Regions from separate parts of the Mus musculus genome. Here region 2 is linked to region 1. A link is a loop called in an ENCODE intact Hi-C map of the cell type or tissue named here. Cell type or tissue: heart. All regions are shown on one strand. Links, peaks and the distances in the headings refer to the core of each region. The heading gives the core; the rest is flanking DNA.

The links. Peaks named below come from ENCODE experiments on the same cell type or tissue, not always from the same donor. Only the 100,000 strongest peaks of a DNase experiment are listed, where the experiment ranks them.
Region 2: a loop joins it to region 1, with 2.1 times the contacts of the local background. A loop is called at or near these places in 2 of 42 quality-filtered maps.

What each region holds. Positions count from the first base shown.
Region 1 is chr10:34,201,808-34,211,188 of GRCm38, forward strand. Dse (dermatan sulfate epimerase) reads right to left here and starts at 5,428. Exons shown (of 6, transcript NM_172508.3): 1 at 5,273-5,428. In heart, for the core only: a CTCF peak has its summit at 4,197; DNase peaks (open chromatin) are centred at 4,814 and 5,374; H3K4me3 peaks cover 2,516 bases; H3K27ac peaks cover 2,273 bases.
Region 2 is chr10:34,123,670-34,133,050 of GRCm38, forward strand. It overlaps Calhm6 (calcium homeostasis modulator family member 6), which reads right to left and starts at 4,303. Exons shown (of 2, transcript NM_175449.4): 1 at 3,722-4,303; 2 at 2,398-2,897. The coding sequence starts at 4,240. The coding sequence ends at 2,475. In heart, for the core only: no CTCF peak of the experiment used is centred there; DNase peaks (open chromatin) are centred at 3,922, 4,892 and 7,892; H3K4me3 peaks cover 1,007 bases; H3K27ac peaks cover 725 bases.

The DNA.
Region 1 (9,381 bases), core at 539-8,538:
TTTAAATACAGATCAACCTGCCTCTGCCTACCATGTGCTGGGATTAAAGGCATGTGCCAACACTGCCTCGCTCAACTTTTTTTTAAAAGTCTTTTATCTTTTATATTTAGTTTTTATTTTTGAGAGTGGATGTGCTATGTAGTCCTGGCTGACTTTGTGCTTTCTATACACCCGGGCCTGGAACTCAAAATAATCCTCCTGCATCAGCATCCACACCATGCCACAAGTTTTCAATTTTTGCTAAAATAATGTGACTGCTAGTTAAGTAAAATACTGAGTATTTTAATCTATTGAGTATATTCCACGATGACTGAAAAGGGCAGTCACTATTAATTCTACAAATAAGCTCCAAAAGGTTTTGTTTTGGCATGCAGACATAGACATTCAGTGACAAACTCTTTTTGACCCTGTCTGGGACAAAAATCGATAGATGCAGATCTCCCACAGCTGATATGTCATATGTGTAATTAAAACTAACGAGGGGCTGGGAAGAGAGCTCAGTCAGTAAACTGTCCACATAAACATTAGGAGCTGAGTTGAGATTTCCCAGCACCCATAGAACAGCTGGTAACATATATTTTGGTCACATTTTTATAGCAAGATTTTCACTCACCTAATAATAACTTGACTTTCAAATATGCTCAATTATAAGATGCCAAAGCAAATCGTGCTTCACATCAGAATTAAATGTTACTGACCACAGAAATTCTGCTCTTTTAAAAACAGTTTAACATTTCTACTAAGATCATGTTTCTTGATAATTCCAAGTAAACTGAAACACACAGAAGGAAACCCCAGGATAATCTTAACACACATTAAAATTTCATGTTATTCTTGAGTTAAGAACTTTACAAATGACTCCATTTAAGAAATAAACAGATGGCTTCACCATCTTTTCTTCTCTTTCCAAGCTAAAACCATCCTCTTTCTTCTCTGACCCTAACAGGAAATGAGAATCAGTCTCCTCTGGCAGGTTTACACTTCTATGGGCATCTGAAAAAGAATCCAGGAGTTCAGCCCTCAACAGGCTGCAGCCTGATGTATAAGGCAGTTGATATTGCATCAAGGCTGGTTAAAGCCCAAAGCTAGTTCACAAGAACTAAGCAAGCAGCTGGGGCTCTGCAGGCATCAGAAAAGGCCTTGCAATGAGACCCTTACCAAGCAGAGATGGAGTGAGGGGCTGGGAGAGAAGGGGTTGAGAACAAAAGGGAATCTGTAAATAGTGCAGAAGTCTAAGAAACATGAGCATTCTGACAGTTCATGGGCAGTAACTACAAGATATAATAAAGCAGATCTACAAAAAAATAAAATGTGAGCCTTTAGTAATTTGAATGTGGAGTTACAGAGGACACAGTAGCATTATGAGTGCAATTTATGTTTGTCTCATTCAATTTAAAGTATATCACAGACTGCCTATAAATTGACTGTGTCCCTTACCTTCAGCATTGCCACTCTACTAAAATAAAGACAAGACATGAACCCACCTCACTGTCCATCTCCTCTAGGCTAGTATGAGATAGGATGCTTTGAACAAAACGGAAGAGTACTATGTTGCCATGCTAATTAAGGTCCAAGTCTATCTACCATTGTTCTTTGTCCAGATAGCCTTCTAGACTTGATGCAAAATGGCAGAGTATCTTTAGGTATATCACAGACTGCCTATAAGGCTTCTCCTTCTCTGACATTGTTTGGGGAGCTTAAAAGCCCCACACACTTCTACTTGAAGAACATCATGTAGCCTTAGTTTGACTATAGATTCGACTAACTTCCTTTCTCTGGACAAGAACCCATTCAAGTAGCACCTAAAATCTGAAATGCTTCCTCATGCTACTGAGGCATCTTGGAACCTTAAGCCTTTAGCCAATGACCTTTGGCCATCTTAGATGCCCACTTCTCCCTCATGGACCCCCCCATCCCCAAAATATATAAACCTTGAATCACCCCAAGTAAAGTTGATCTGTCTCCCTGTATCTGGTCTGCCTGACTAAATGCTTATGAGTTTGTAGATGACATTTTAGTAAAAGTAATGACCCACTTGTATCACATTGCTCAATACTTTCTGGTTTGCTTCTATTTCTGAAATATTTCACCATCAGCTAATCAAATCTCCCTTCTACATAATATTGAGCTTTGAAATATCAACAAACATCAAGAAACAGCCCTTGGCTACATTTATTTATCATACACATAGAAATATCTTCTTCTAAAACCAAGTCTAATGTTTAAAAGACAGTATCCATTTAGAATGGGACAGTAGGTGGCAGGCAGTGGTAGCACACACCTTTAATCCCAGCACTTGGGAGACAGAGGGAGGTGGATTTCTGAGTTCGAGGTCAGCATGGTCTAGAGTGAGTTCCAGGACAGCCAGGGCTACACAGAGAAACCCTGTCTTGAAAAAAACAAAACAAAATTAAAAACTTTTTAAAAAGAATGGGAAAGTAGTGAAAGATTTTGGAACCATCCATTTCTATTTCTTGCTACTAGCAAACAGCTGCATGCAGCGTCTCAGGTATCTGGGGCTCTGCCCTCTACTTCCCGCTCTGACACTCATTCATCATGTGGAGTTTATGGGAAGATCATTTCCCTTGTGAGTACACTGGGTTTAGACACCAGCTTCATTCCCATGTCCGTCCCTGACTGCAGGTATACAGATCTGGGTTGTCTAGTTTCAAACATCTGCTAGTAGTTTAGTGACCTCCAGAGAGTTTTAGTCTACAAATCACGATAGGAAGAGATAATGTAATTCCAATATGAGAAAAACTCAAGGCACTAAATATAGTAATAGGAAAGGTCCTGTCCTGTGTCAGATACTCTTTCAATAGGGTTTGTTGATCACAGAAACTCCTCAGGTGCCTTTCCCTCTTTTAGGATGGCAAACTCCCAGCCCCTTTCTGGGATACAGTGAAGCATTCACTGACACAGTTCCCACCGTCACAGAGGCCTGCCACAACACAGCCTAGGACAATAGAAGGGAAATGCACGTTAAAATGTTTACTATACGTAGAACTAAAACATCCTAGTGGCTGAAAAAAAAAATATTTAAGCTAGACTGTAATTAGTCCTTGGCAGATTTCTTTGACTGTTTTGAAAACAAAGATTCTCAATGAATCCACATATCCAAATTATTTCCCCTTTTACTCCACTAGTTAGAATAATAATGTTGAGAATTATGTTTCTCTAATGCAACACGGAGGAACCAAGCAAGAAGAAATAAAGAGCAAAATAATCTATCACAAGTAATATAAAGAAATGAAAAAACAAAACAAAACTTTGTTTCATCCCAGAATGCATTTGTCTAAAAATTGTCTCAGAGACTGAAATAATTTTCTATACTAAGACAGTACTAAGGTTCTGTGAAGGATGGCCCTAGGTCCCGCCACAACAGCACTGCAACCTCCTGCCCCCAGACACACACACCACTTATCTCATTGAAATGGACCACTTCAGCTGATTTGTGAACTACTGCTAAGTACTAGTGCAGACACATGCACAAGAACTACTCACTAAGATGTGACTGATTTAACTGGGAGAATCCACCGACTTCTTATCATGGTCTTTTTCTGGGCTAAAACCCCACCATGCAGATTGTATCCTGCTGTCAATTTCCCTCCTTGTCAAGGAACTTTAAAAAAAAGTCTCTTTTACTGAATGATTTCACTGTCTCTTTTTAATCTGGATATTAAAATGTACTTTGTAGACCAGTGTTTTCGTATAATTATTGAAACTAAGACTGATATCATGTTCTGATAATGACTAAAGGACTCTGCCGACATTCAAGTCCTCCATATTGCTTAGTCTCATATTCCTCTTTCTACAGCCAAAGACACTCCAAGAAAGCAGGGGCTGTATCTCGTGTACCCACTCCCTGTCCTAGTAACCCACACTCATGCTTTTGGTTAAGCCCTCAAGGAGTGTCACTATAGTAAACACATGTTAAATCCAAAATTTTCTCCCTTTTCAGTAGAATAGAATTTACTACCCCCCCCCCAAAAAGACCACATTTGTACAGGATTAAAGGAAAATAGTAATGTGTGAACAAATAATAGGGTAATCCTGTTTTATTTTTCCCATGCACGTTACATTTTGTAGTTCTCTCTAGTAGTATAGTCCAAAATCTTCTACAAAATTTTGGTTTCATAAGGGGTAGAGATGGCTCAGTGGTCAAGAACTGGTACTGCTCTTGTCCAGGACCAGAGTTCATTTCCCAGCACCCACATTAGGATGCTCAGAGTGTAGCTACCATACTAACACATCTAATGTTCTTCTGACCTCTGCAGGCACCTGTCTATAGTCCTGTGCATATACTCCCAGACAGACACATAATTTTGAAGTGACACTAATGAATCTTTTTTTTAACTTCACTAGTACTATCATTTATTAAGAAGATGTAAAAGCTGAAAAGACAATTAGTAAAAGTGAAAATTCTGTAATGTGAAAGAATATGAAAATATTTCTAGAAGATTCTACCTTCCTTAAGATATTGTTGATTAAGCAGCAATAAACACCAAATGTTTTCAAGAATCCACTAGAAAATCTCTAGAAACCAACGTGTCAGTTCCTGACCTAAAGAATTCCAGGTGAAAGAGGCCGGCCTCTTGCATTGGAAGCAAAGGATTAGGTTATGAATGCCAGCTGGCCTAAACGGAGGCTGTTGCCTCAAAGGAGAGATGAGAAAGTTCTCAGTTCACAAAGTTAGCTCAGATCCAGCCTCGACAGATTCTGAGCCCATGTGGCATCGCTTACAGTGCTCCCCAGCCCGAGTCAAGCCCGCCTGCCGGGCCCCCGATTGGCCCAGGCGGCCTCGGGTTGAGGTTGCCCAATCACTCTGGGGTGTTGGAGTGCAGGGGCGCTGGAATCCTGTGGCTGGGGGTGACTCAGAAGCAGCTTTCTGGGCGTTGGCGGTCCGGAGGTCGCACAGGCACAACCAGCATGGGAGCACACGACCACTACCATCCCTAGATAACTGGTGTAGCATAGGAAGGGAACGCAAGGGTGTGCTATCTCCAAACCTCTGGAAACTCGGGAGCACGTCCAGTCCCCGCCATTCGCTCCTGATCTCGGTGCTGCTGTCTGAGCTGGGTACCCGGGTAGGAGATCACGGAGCCAGCAGAGCTGGCCCGAGATGCTCAGTCCACAGGGAAATCGACGCGCAGCGGGGGACGTGGCTCAAGCTGGTCCGTAGGGACCGGTCCAGTGTAGACCCATGGAGCCACAGGAGGGTAGCTTCCTGGAGCGTGGCCCAGAGCAGCGCCCAACCCAGCCCATCACTCACCGCTCCGTCCTCCCGGGCGTCCTCTCTCTGCGTCCCCGTGGGGCGCCGGGACTCCGGACCCCTGGAGTCGGGCCCTCAGCTTGCGCGCCGAGCCATCCGAGCTCAGGGCGCTGCGCCCGGGGTGCGCCGCTGCAGCCTCTAGCCGCCGTGCGGACTGGGCGGAGACCGTCGGCGGAGAGAGGGGGGTGGGCCGCGGCAGGGCTCTGCCTGGGGCGGAGGAAGCCGCAACGTCAGCAGAGCCCGGGAGGCGAGGATGGGGAGGGGGAGAGCGGGACCCCCGCCCAGCCCAATCCGGACCTCCGCACGGGCTCTCCTCCGGCGCCCCAGATCACGGCTCCACGCGAGGCTCTGCCTTCCGGTCGCTGCGGCCCGGACCCCACAAGACACCACAGGACCCCACAGAACCCCAAGCACCCTGCCCTGCCCTGCCCCGCCCCGCCCCGCCGCTTTGGTTCCTACAGCTCTGATTTCTCCTGACCCAAGAGCTTCAAGTTCCACTCTGGAATCTCACCCAAAGGAAAGATAATTTCTGGAGGCCGGGGGAGGAGGGGCCGATTCGTTTTTTAAAGCGCTGGAAGAGGAAAGCCGAGAATTTAAAGAATCCCACTACCAAAGCTAGCGGCCAACCCCCTCTCCAGGCTCCAAAATAGTTACACTCCCGACGCCTCCCTCCCTTCCCCCCTTTCCTGAATCAGTTTTACTCTCAAAGAGAAAGGGGAAAATCCACCTAATCCGAAGCAGTTGTCGCCTAGAATGGAGTTGCAAAATACAGGGAATCCTACCGCAAGGAACCCTGTAAGCTGAACTGATTTTAATCAGCAAAGATAAAGGATTGGGGGAAGATCCTTTAGAGTTTGCAGTTCACAAAGGAAACTTTATCTTATTTCGTGTGTGTGTGTGTGTGTGTGTGTGTGTGTGTGTGTGTGTGTGTGTGTGTGTGTTTGTGTGTGTACGCGCGCGCGTGAGAGAGATATGCACCCAACTTTTGTTTATTCTTTCAATGAAATGTAGCCATCCAATACAAACTCTAACCGGTCCAGGGTTGGATCTCCTTCCTCAGAGTTAAAGAGAATTAACCTACTAGATTCTATGAAAAGGCAGCTTTTCGAGAGACACTTACCCGTTCGTAAGAATGGGCGGTTTTACTCAACCCTGTTTGCTAACAATTGCTCGGAGTTCTGACAGACTATGGAGACCCAAGGGCGCTTCCAGGCAACCACACTATTAGGAAAAGTTACAGATTTTGCAATCAAAAGTGGCTCCTCACCACGGATTAAAAAAAAAAAAAAGAAAAAAAAGAAAAGAAATACTACTGTTAGGCTTTTAAATGCTAACTCAGATAAATCACTAATTTGCGTTAACTTCCTGATATTTGGACAGGCCTGTGGTGAGAAAGTTCTAACCAGAGTAGTACTGTGAAGCAGTATTCAAATCCTTACTTTTCAGTTTACTGAAAGCTAAGCCACCTTCAGAGGCTGTGTCTCATCTATAGCATATAATTACTATAATACTCCATGCAACAAAAGATACAAATGGCTAATATTTATTAAAAGTTTACTGTATGCCAGGCCCTGTGTTGAGGTATTTATTTTAGTAGAATGAATTGTATCAGTGCCTAGCTGTAGTGTATAATTCTGAGTTAATTTCCACTTGTCTTCTCAAATCAGAAAATGACTTGAGAGAAAGCAAGATGTTTACCTACTGAACTTCCCAATGAGTAGTCTTGTAGTCATGGCCTCTCCCAGCTAATATCTTAGAATCATAAAAGAGTGTTCATACAGTCTTTGGAATGGAACCCTACACCTGACTGATGAATCAGGTGGTTGATCATAATGTGCAGACAAGACTGAAGGTCTTTTTTTTAAAGGTAGTAGTACCCACATTTACCTATTGATTGATGTCACTGCTCTGGAAATCTAGCTATAGCTGACACTGACTTGCAAAGATCCCCATGATATGATACCTCTCAACAGATTTACACATCTGCTTTCTGGACTCTATAGGCCTTTTTTTTTTTAAAGATTTATGTGTATTTTTAATTACATGCACATGGCTATCTTTCCACAGAGACCAGAAGGGGGACATTAAATCACATAGAATTAGATGGAGAGTGGTTGTGAGCTGCCCAACCAACATTGGTGCTAGGAGCCAAACTTGGGCCTTATCCAAAAGTGGTATGCCTTTTTGGCCACACTCTCCAGCCCCAACATGCCTATTCTTGACTCTGCAGGAGAATGCTTCAGTTTGTCTGAGTACATATCCATCTCTATTATCTTTTTCCTTGCCCAGTGTCCTTCTTAAAATCCCTAGAACTGCATCCAAAGTTTCATTTAAAAGTCACAGTGGAAAGCTGTGTACCTGCTTTGTTCAGAAGTATATCCTTGGAGCATTTTCTGTTGTTTGTTGTTTCCATAGCAAATGTTTATCAGAGGCCTTCTTCAACCTACATTCACTACAATTTGTGTCCAACACTCCATCTTATTCTATTGAGTTCTGTTGTGTTAAATTTGGCTTAGTCTTTAAGCTTGTTGCATGTTCTGTATTACTAACATAATGGTTAATTCCACCACCCAATTGAACGGAAGATCTGTGTCCTTCATCATCATGTAAGTTGCTAATCTTCTGCTTCCAGCTGACACTGAATTTGGATGCTCTTGCTGAGGATTTTTTTTGGGGGGGGGGTCCTGCCCCCTCCTGTCCCACTCCTTCCCAAAGCAGAAGGTTTAAAATTTATTTATTTTATGTATGTGAGTACAATGTCACTCGCTTAAGACACACCAGAAGAGAAGATCAGATCTCATTCTAGATGGTTGTGAGCCACCATGTGGTTGCCTGGAATTGAACTCAGGACCTCTGGAAGAGCAGTCAGTGCTCTTAACTGCTGAGCCATCTCTCCAGCCCCTTGCTGGGGATTTTTGTCAGGGAGGACCCACATTATCTGTGCATGTTTACTTCTCTTGTCAAAAGACACCAAGCATGGGACATTGGCATGGCTTCCTGATAGTTAGAAAAGGACCCTCCCAGTTGAGAGAGTCTCAGAAAGTAATCCAGTCCTCTCCCATGCAGCTTCAAATTCATCATATAGTTCCTCCATCAGAAGTCCACTCTGCTGATGTAGCAACATTGACAAAAAAGGAAGTGACTACTTAGTGAATTCTTGTTAATTCTACTAAATTGTTTCTTCCTTTTTTTAAGTGACCAGATGTGACTTTGGTAACAGATGTATTCATCTTTCACTACTTCTGTGAGGTTTCTGGTCTTGGGTTTAGAAACAAGCTTTTATTTACTTATTTTTGTTAATTTCACCTATACATGTCCATCTTTAGCCTTTCTGCATTCACTGCCCTTTTTGCTGGCTCAAACTAAATGTCCTTAGCATAAACTACTTGCTGAAGTGTAAATGCTTCCACAAGCCTTAGAGAAATAGGTAAGATTCTTACAAGCTCTTTATTGCTCTCTGTTTGCAGTTAACTCAGGTCAGTGTGTGTGTGTGTGTGTGTGTGTGTGTGTGTGTTTAATCCATTCACTGTAGACAAGATACGAAAAGAGAATAGTTCTTCTCTTGATATCCATTTATATCAAGCAAAGGCACTCCTTTCTTGCTAGTGTTTGAACAAAATAATTTAAGATATATTCTTTCATTGTCCTTGTTTTATTCTTGTCTCTAGATGAATACATGCCTAACAAATATCTCACGAGCTACAGGTCCATGATTTCTACTCTTATCTTGAGTTTAATTCACTCAACTAAATTTAAACCTGCTTCTAGGGTTTCACTGACCAATCTGGGTCAGAGACTTTGCTTCAATTCTTGCAACAGGTCTCCTCCTCGGGTCAAAATTACTCCATTTGTAATTGTAAATTGTGTTATCATAATAAACCTGTGTGTTACCTCATCCTTGGGTCATTTGCAAGACAGCATCACTTTTGACTGTTGGAGCCATACTCACCTGTATGTCTATGAGTTTACCCTCTCTATTTCTAAGCATCTGGTCCCAGCCAGACAATCCTCCCTGTCCCCCTGACCCCCACCCCACACACACATACTATGGCTTTTCTAGCCTTTTTCACTTGGGCCTGACTTTGCCACTCCTGATCTGTTGTTCTCCT
Region 2 (9,381 bases), core at 620-8,619, 78 kb before region 1:
GAAGATTCCCACCTCAGAGGACCAGAAAACATCTTCAACAAAATCATAGAAGAAAATTTTCCTAACCTAAAAAAAGAGATGCCTATAAATGAACAAGAATCTTAGAGAACACCAAATAGATAGGACCAGAAAAGAAAATTCAACCACCTCATAATAAACAAAACACTAAATGTGTGAAACAAAGAAAGAATATTAAAGCTGCAAGGGAAAAAAGCCAAAAAACATATAAAGGCAGACTTACCAGAATTATACCTGACTTCTCAATAGAGACTCTAAAAGCCAGAAGGGACTGGCCAGATGTTTTGCAGTTGCTAAGAGGCCACAGATGTCAGCCCAGACTACTATACCCAACAAAATTTTAATCACCATAGCTGGAGAAAACAATATATTCCACGATAAAACTAAACTTAAACAATATCTTAAAACTAATCCAACCCTAAAGAGGATTGTGAAAGGAAAACTCCAGGGTTAAGCACAGGAAAAAAAAAAAAAAAAACACGAGATAAATTATTTTACACCACCAAAACTAAAAGAAGAAAAGTGTGCTCACACACACACACATGAAAACACGCAGACATGCAGAGTATCACCACTAAGACCAAAATAAGAAGAACTAATAATCATTGGTCATTAATATCTCTCTACATTAATGGACTCAATTCCACAATATAAAGACACATGCTAATACATTGGATGCATAAACAGGATCCATCATTTTGCTTCATACAAGAAACACACCTCACAAACAAAGATAGATATGATCTCAAAATAAAGTACTGGAAAAATATTTTCTAAGCAAATAGACCCAAGAAACAAGCTGGAGTAGGTATTCTAATATCTAATAAAATAGATTTTCAACCAAAAGTAATCACAGAGTGGGGAAGTACATATCCTACCCATCAAAGGAAAAATCCACCCATTCTGTGGTCTCAAATTCTGAACATCTATGCCCCAAATGCAAGAGCACCCCTAAAGCTTAAATCACACATCAAATTCCACACATTAAATTCACACATCAAATTCCACACATTAGTGGGAGACTTCAACACCCCATTCTCACAATGGACAAGTCATCAAGACAGAAACTAAACAAAGAAATAATGGAATTAACAATCCTTATGAATCAAATGAACCTAAAAGACATCTATAAAACATTTCACATAAACACAAAAGAATGTACCTTCTTCTCAGCACCTCAGGAACTTTCTCCAAAATTGAGCATATACTAGACTGCAAAGCCAGCTTCAACAGAAACAAGAAGATTGAAATAACCCTCTGTATCTTATCAGAATGCCATGTATTAAGGCTGGACTTCCACAACAGGAACGGCAAAAAGCCTACACACTCATGGAAACTGAACATGAAGATGAACATGAAGATAAACATGAAACTCTCTAATCAATGACTACTGGGTCAAGGAAGAAATTTAAAAAGAGTCCAGTGTTATCTGCAGTTAAAATTCTGGGAAATCTATTTGGAAAGGAGAAACAGATTCTTCAAAGTCAAACTAAAGATCATGCGACACAGTTGGCCAAAGAGAATGTTAGATGTTTGAGTGCTTGAAGCTGAAGGAATGCAAGCCTTGCTTAGAGTTTGTATCAGTGGAGGGATATGGACACCAACTCACATACAACAGAAGCAGGAATAAAGATGGAATAGATTGAGCAAATGGCCAAACAATGGCTGGCTCAACTTGAGAGTCATCCCTATGGGAAAGAACCAATCCAGACACTATTAATGATACTCTGTTTTGCTTGCAGACAGCAGCCTAGCATAACTGGTCTCTGAGAGGCTCCATCCAGCAGCTGATGGAAACAAATACAGAGACCCCCAGCCAACCATTAGACAGAGCTCCAGGAGTCTTGTGGAAGAGTTAGGGGAAAGATTGAGGAACACAAGGGGATAGGGACTCCACAGGAAGACCAACAGAGTCAACTAACCTGGTCCCTTGGGGAAGGCCCAGAGCCTGAACCACTAACCAAAGAGTATATATGGGCTGAACCTAGGGCCTGCCCCCACCCCATATGTAGCAGAAGTGCAGCTTGGTCTTCATGAGGGCTCCCCAAAAACTGGAGAGGGGGCTGTCCCTGACTCTGTTCCCTGTCTGTGCATCCTGTTTCCCTAACTGGGCTGTCTTGTCTGCCTTCACTGGGAGAGGATGTGCCTAGTCCTGCAGTGACTTGATATGCCAGTGGGGGTGGGGTGGGGTTCCCTTCTTAGAGGAGAAGGGGAGGGGACAGTGGAGGAGGGTCTATATGACAGGAGGATTGGGCAGAAAGAGGGGGCTGCAATTGGGATGTAAAGCAAATAAATAATAGAAAAAAAACCAATATAATACAAAGGTTAAAAGTTTGTTACAGTTTCAGAATTAAGTCTCAAAACTTGGGAGAAACAGCCTTAAAATATACCAATATTTATTTTTTTATATAAAAGCAACAATTCAAAACATTTTTTTTTTCTGTTCTTGTGTAAGATCATAGTTCGTGAGTGTTAGTCATGGACATGTCATCTACAAAGCCAAGGGCAGGGATCACTGCATCTCCTTCCACAGAGCGGACACTGCCGCTCATTTCTTCTCTGCTAACATACTTGTGCAGCATGCTGTAGAACTGGTTCTTGGGATTGAATGTGTACAACGCTGAGATTTCCTGCCAGTCTTTACTGCTTGGAGTGTTGCATTCCTTCGGCTTCGAGCACTCAAAGAAACATCTAACATTCTCTTCGGCCAACTGTGTCGCATTCTCTGCAGCTTGATTTTGAAGAATCTGCTTCTCCTTTTCCCAATAGATTTCCCAGAATTTTAACTGCAGATAACTAACCGGAGAGAAGCATCGGGTCACAGACTTAACAAGAAGAAGTAAGATAATAACGGCAGCTATCAGAATCCAACCGAACACCTACAGGAAACAAAACAGGAAGGCAACTTAGTGACTTTTGACATTATAAAAATTTAAAAGCCCGAGATAAAGTATTTACTAAACTATTTACCAGCTTTGATAGTGAACAAGTCTTGTCTTAAGCCCTTTAGAAAAAGAACTGTTGGTAGTAATTATCCTCCACCAGCTGGGCGGCGGTGGCGCACACCTTTAATCCCAGCACTTGGGAGGCAGAGGTAGGCAGATTTCTGAGTTCAAGGCCAGCCTGGTCTATAGCCTGAGTTCCAGGACAACCAGGGCTGAACAGAGAAACCCTATCTCGAAAAAAAAAGAAAAAAGAAAAGAAAAGAAAGAAAGAAAAAAACAAAACAAAAAAACTATCCTCCACCACACACACACACACACAACACAGTACAACAACCCTACTGCTGTTTTAGAAAGTCAACAATAGTCCATTAGTCCAAGTCATGTAAAATATACAAAAAAGAGCTCACGTATCACTCCCCTGTAACTGAAAATGTGGGGCTTCTAGAAAGGGTACTCATTATAAAGAGCATCTCCTCCTCCCGCGCCCCGGGGCTTTCTAAATGTGTGGATAGTGTGTTTGGGGCTGGCAAGATAGGTTCTAATGTAATAATGCTTCTAGTTTTCCCAGAATATACAAAATTCACCTGTCCTGAGGCTTTGCTACACAGTGGAAGGAAACACTAAAGAATAACATAAAAAGTACTTCGGCTCCTACTGAGGGGACAAATTTCCCTATTTAAATATTCAGTCCCTGGTCTAGAGAAAAGTCACTGACTTCCTCGCGCCTCTGAGCCTCCCCATCGCTCCCAGAGCCTGACCTGAGACTGAGCCTTGAGCTGGCTCAGGATCTCCTGCATTTCCACCTTCTGCTTGTTGCAGGGAGCCTGCGGTAGCGTGGCATTGCAGTTGGGGTCGCGGCCCTTGCACAGGTATGGCGCCAAGCGCGCGCTCCCGCTGACAGCACATTGGTAGAAAGAGCCCTCGAGCAGCGCCACGGCCACCCAGGTGAGGGGCGCGAATGCCGCGGTCATGCTGAGCTGGGCGCACACGAACGCGCTGCGCAACCCCGAACTGAATCGCGCGCTCCGGGAGCAGCAGCCGGTGAGCAGGCGCCATGTGCGCGCGCTCAGCGCATATCCCAGGAGGAAAAGCGCGAGGGCAGGCACCAGCAGGAACACCAGGCCGTAGGGCAGGTTCCAGGTGGCAGTGCAGGGACACTGGAACACCACTGAGGAGAAGATCTTCTCCCCACCAGCCGTCAGTAGGGTCACCAGGCTATAGCCCAGGGCGTTGCGGTGCTTTCTCTGCAGGTCCAGCACTGCCTTGAACTTTTCCATGGGTTCTGCTCACACTGGACACCCCACAGGCTCTGCTTCTCAGGAAGGTTGAGTGAACCGTGTACTGTACTTTACATCGTGCTTTGAAGCAACTTTCAAAAAGGAAACCCTTCCGGGTTTCACTTTCTTTTTTTTCAATCACACCAGTTCTGGTAAAGTCCCACAAATAAAGTCCCTGTGATCTTTGATCTCCTAAGATCCACTCCACATCCCAAGACTGTAGGGAGCAGAAAAGTCCTGAGCAAAGAGAAGATCTGAATGACTGTGTATCTCAACATGGGCAGCCTGTGAGACTGATTGGTCCATGTAAATTCGCAGGAGCCATTACCCGTACAGGTCACAGTCAAAAGTAACAGCAAAGCTGTCCTTGGGAGTCTGAGTATGTTTATAAACAGTTGACCGGTGCATGTAAAACTAGCAATTGCAGCCTTCTCCTGGAAGTTTATAGGCTGTGACTTCTGCCCTACAGAGATGGCTTCCCAATCTAACCCCTTTTCCGTGCTGTACCTAATATACAAGCTAAGGGGAGACCCACCTGACCCCCGCCTCATTGTGTCTGCATGCCTGCTCCTTTTTCGTTCTTTCTTAGCCCCTAGCCAGCCTTCCAGGATCCAAACTGCAAAGGACAGAGCAGAAGGCTGAGGTCCCAGTCACATGACTCCCTCAGTTCTGGAACGCTTTCAAGAAAACTCCGGTTCTGTTTCTTTGCTTTCCTCCAACCCAAAGTGACCTCTTACAGTGTAGGCAGATGACCAAGCTCGGAAAACTTCTGAATTTTTCTCTATTGCAGCAGCCCTAATGCCAAAGCCAAGTCCCAGTTACAAAAACCCACAACATTTACAGGAAACAGGAACATTTCATTTTTCTTTCATAAGCTAAACCACAGTAAAACTGAGAGTGAGAGATGTCTTTAATCCTAGCCTTTAATCGTAGCATTGGGAAGGCAGAGACAGACAGGTGGATCTCTGTGAGTTCAAAGCTAGCCTGATCTATATCTGGAATTCCAGGGCAGCCAAAACTCTACCGTGAGACCAACCCTGTTCCAAAACAAAACAAACAACAACAGCACAGAAACCAAAGCAGAATGCTAGTTAAACCAAACAGTTTTTAAGTTGAAGCTACATCTAACATGACTCCTGTTTTCATTCCCCTCCTGGTAGTTCTTCTGATACAAACTCTAAGCAAGGCTGTGACATTGAACTCTACTATTTCATAACTCCCAATGAAGTGGAGAAAGCTAGAAAGAGCACGAGCTTTGAGCTCAGGCATTCTGTAAGTCCAGCAGCTGATGAGAAAACTGCATTTGGTGCATGTACATGGCAGAAAGAGTGATCAGTTTGGCAGGTTACAACTTACTCTCCTTTTCCCTGAGAATGTACAACAGTTAACTTTATTGCATATCATTTAAGGCTCCAAATGTGTTCACAGTTTTAGGCCAAGGAATAGGCACAGGCACTTCGTACTACTCAAAATAATTCATATGGCCCTTAGCCCAACACAAGGATGGCATCCACACAGAGCTTGAGTAGATAGTTTGTGAAGCGAGGGAGCCATGCAACCGGGGGAACCAGCCCAGAGCCAGAGAGGCCTAGGCATGTCCCAACCCCCAAAATCTCATTCTGAGACCCGCAGGAGCAGGACTGCTCCCTGCCTGCCCTGGATCTGCATATCCAAGTGCATATAGCCTTCCACCCTATACCTCTGCCACCCTTGAAGTGGCCACATAGCCTGGTGGCCAGGTTAAACTTCCTCTTTCCTTATAGGGACATGTCCAGCAAGCACGTGGAATTCCTCTTCATGCAAATAAAGCATTTCCAGCACCCTGACCCTGGCCCATGATGTACACTCACCCAGAAAGCCTTTATCCAACTCCCCAAATAATAGCCTTTGTTCCCCCACAATTAAACGAGCTGTCTCGCTGAAACTGTCTCCCTAAAAGGCTGCTTCTCACGTACGCAGTGCTGAGATCCTATTTTGTACTCACCCTAGCTAAGCAACATTTCCTCTAGTACAGCCCAGGAGACTGGATGCCCCGAGGGGAACAACAGAACGGGGGTGGCAGATAGTTCACAATAAATTATCTTCCCAGCCACTAGGCTGGCTTTGTCTCATATAATAAGTATAAATTTTTGACATGGGTCAAGAAACATTTATTCCTTTCTTAGGCCACTTGCCTTCCTAGCTATACACAACAGAGACTGCCATAGTACCTAGCACTAAAGCTGGACAAAGTGTAGTGAGAGCCCCTCTTTTCATCTATGGCTAGAAGCCAAGCCCAGATCAGGATTTTTTCATGGTGTCATCTTCTTTTCCATGTGTCTTGGCTAATTTCCTTCTCATTGCTAGATGATTCTTCATCTTCATCCCTCTCATATTTTCTTCCTCATCCATGATTTTCATATTCCATCAAAAAGAACCTTGCTGTGTTTGTAACCTTTGGGCAGGTGACTTTATTCAAGTTTTCCATAACTAAAACCTAACAAAAGTACAGTTTTCCAGCCTCTTAACTAAGGCATTTTTAGTCTTAAATTTTTGCCATCCAAGTTCAGAGTCTTCAGGTAGTATGTGGTCACCCCAATATCATGTCACGTTTTCATGTGGCTCCTTTTGATTGACAGACCTGTAAAATGGTAATCATAGATCAATCTGTTCTTTGTAAAAAGTACACAGTGAAGACAGCCATGACATCTGCAGGAAGTACTCCATCCTAAAAGGAGAGAAAGGAAGCCGTGTATAATTTCAGACTGTCCTGTTCAATTCTGAGATGAGTACAAACATTCCTTGATTCTGTGTCTTCCAGTTTCTTGACGGTCTTCTCCTCCACTACATACAAAGGTATAGGCACTTTGGGCTACCAAGCAATTTTCTTTGCCTGTGTTTTATTTGTGTAATGCTAAAGGAACATATGCCTGCTTGAGCTTATGATTTTGTAACTCTAAATCCCTCCTAAAATTTAATAAGTATCTTTGATTCTGGTCAAGTATTCTTGTTAATGTTTGCATTTGTTTTTGGAAAGTTGTTTCTCAGATCCATTAGATTCACCCCCACCGCTGCTGCAGGTAACTTGAGCCTACATAATCTATGAGCCTCTGTTGGAAAAGCTACACCTAATTTTGTCTTTGCCCTGACTGCACATCTAGTAGGATCCTTGAATACTCTCAGTCCTGATATGCCTTATTTATTGAGCATCATTACCAATAGGTCTAGAGGCCACACTTTGCCTTTGACCTTATCCACAGTTACTTTAATGGGATTTGTCTTTCAGTAATTTATTAATTCCTATCTTTCTGTTTGTACTCTATAAAGTCTATAAAGAATTTGTAATTTTGCAAAGCTCCAATTTCTGAAATAGCCCTGTTCCTTTCTTGTTTACAAAGGAGCCAATTCTCTGTGAACTTATATAACCTTGCCAAATCCTAACCATAGCAGCAAACACACACTAGGAGTGCTCTACTCTCTCCCACCACTGAAAGCCACATTTTTCCTTGGTTAAATAACATTTTGTTCCATTTCATAATGAAAGCTGATCAATGTCTATGCTACCTATCACTGGCTGCCAAAACCATGCCAAATATTATGGGGTTTCTTTTAGGGAAGTGCCCTGCTCAGACAGCAACAGCTGAACAGAAGCAATTATGGGCTTCAGTTAACCACAAGGGAAAGGGGAAATACGGTCCATACTTGTGACTCCATGGCACGTGTGAGAACAGTTTTAGCAGCACTTCCCATGGCCTTTTCTAAGACTTTCATATTCTTGTCTTATTTTTCTTCCAGCTCCATCTTGGTTTCCTTATTGCAGGTGACAGTTTTGAGGTAGTTAATTTGATGTTTGCTATTTTCTGTTTAGCTCACCAACTAGATTATAAAGTCCATGAGTATGAAGATCAAGCTTGGCTTAATTTGTTAAGTCAACATTGTAACTGTACCTAGAATACTGTAGATGGTCAGTAAATGTCTGTGGCAATAATTAGTGGGTGAAAGACAAAAGACAAACTTAGAGTTTCTCTTCTGGTTTTGCAGTCAGAACTATGCATGTTTTCTTCAACTTACAACTCCAGCCCCTTCTAGGTCAGGCCTGTTTGGGCAGGCTACTTATGTCAGAGCTGAAGACACCTTGAAATGTCAACTTTGTGACATATAGTAGTCACCCTATCCACAGAAGAACAGGGCAGCATTCAGAAGACAGAGCCTTGGGGGAGGTTCCAGGTGCAGGTGAGTAGCTACCTGGATACCCACTCCCACTCATCTTCATCAGTCACCAGTGGGGGTTGCTGAAGCTTGAGGCATGGGCAGAACCAGGAATCTCCCAGGACTTCCTGCTGTGTGTTTGCATAAGTCTGCTCAGTTTTCTCAGCACAAGTGTCTTGCCTATTGGGTCCCTTGTTTTTCTACCACCTTCCCATAACTACGTGTAACTCAACTATCTAGAGAAGGATATTCATTTTTACTCAAGCTGTTAGAAGTGACCAAAGAGCAATAACTATTTTTTTGTACTTTATTTTTAGAAAATTTTAAAGGCTTTACTTCCTTTTCTGGAAGCTATGGACCTAGATGGAAGAGGTTTTATTCATGGCTAAACTCTAAGCCAGATTGCACAGGGGCGGGGTTGGGGGTAGGGGTGGTACTCTACTTCTGTAGTACCATACACCTGCAGTACTTTCCATATTAAACTAATCCAAATTTGGCAACAATGACTGTTTTCTCTCTCCCTTCCCAGCTCTTTGACTGTTGATCCCAGGTTCTCTGCCTCCTCTTACCATTAATATTGTTACCCACCAAAGCTCAATCCTTACCTGATTAACTTCCTCTTGACTACACCACTATGTCAACTTGGCAGGCAAGTGAACCTTCCCGCGCCTCTGTTTTCTCATCTATAAAATGAAACTGCATTTGCCTTGTCCATTGGGTTGCAGAGACTAAATGAAATGTTATATGTAACATATTTGTAATAGTTCCAGCACATAGTAAATGTTCAAGCGTCCTGCACCTTACCAATGCTCTTTACCATGGACTACATGTCAACATGCCCAAAGTCGTCTTCTCTTTTCCAAGTTCTGCACGGACGATTACAGTTGCTCAATAGATATTTTCACTTACACATCCAGCAGTTACCCTATACCTTCAATAGTACTCATATTACG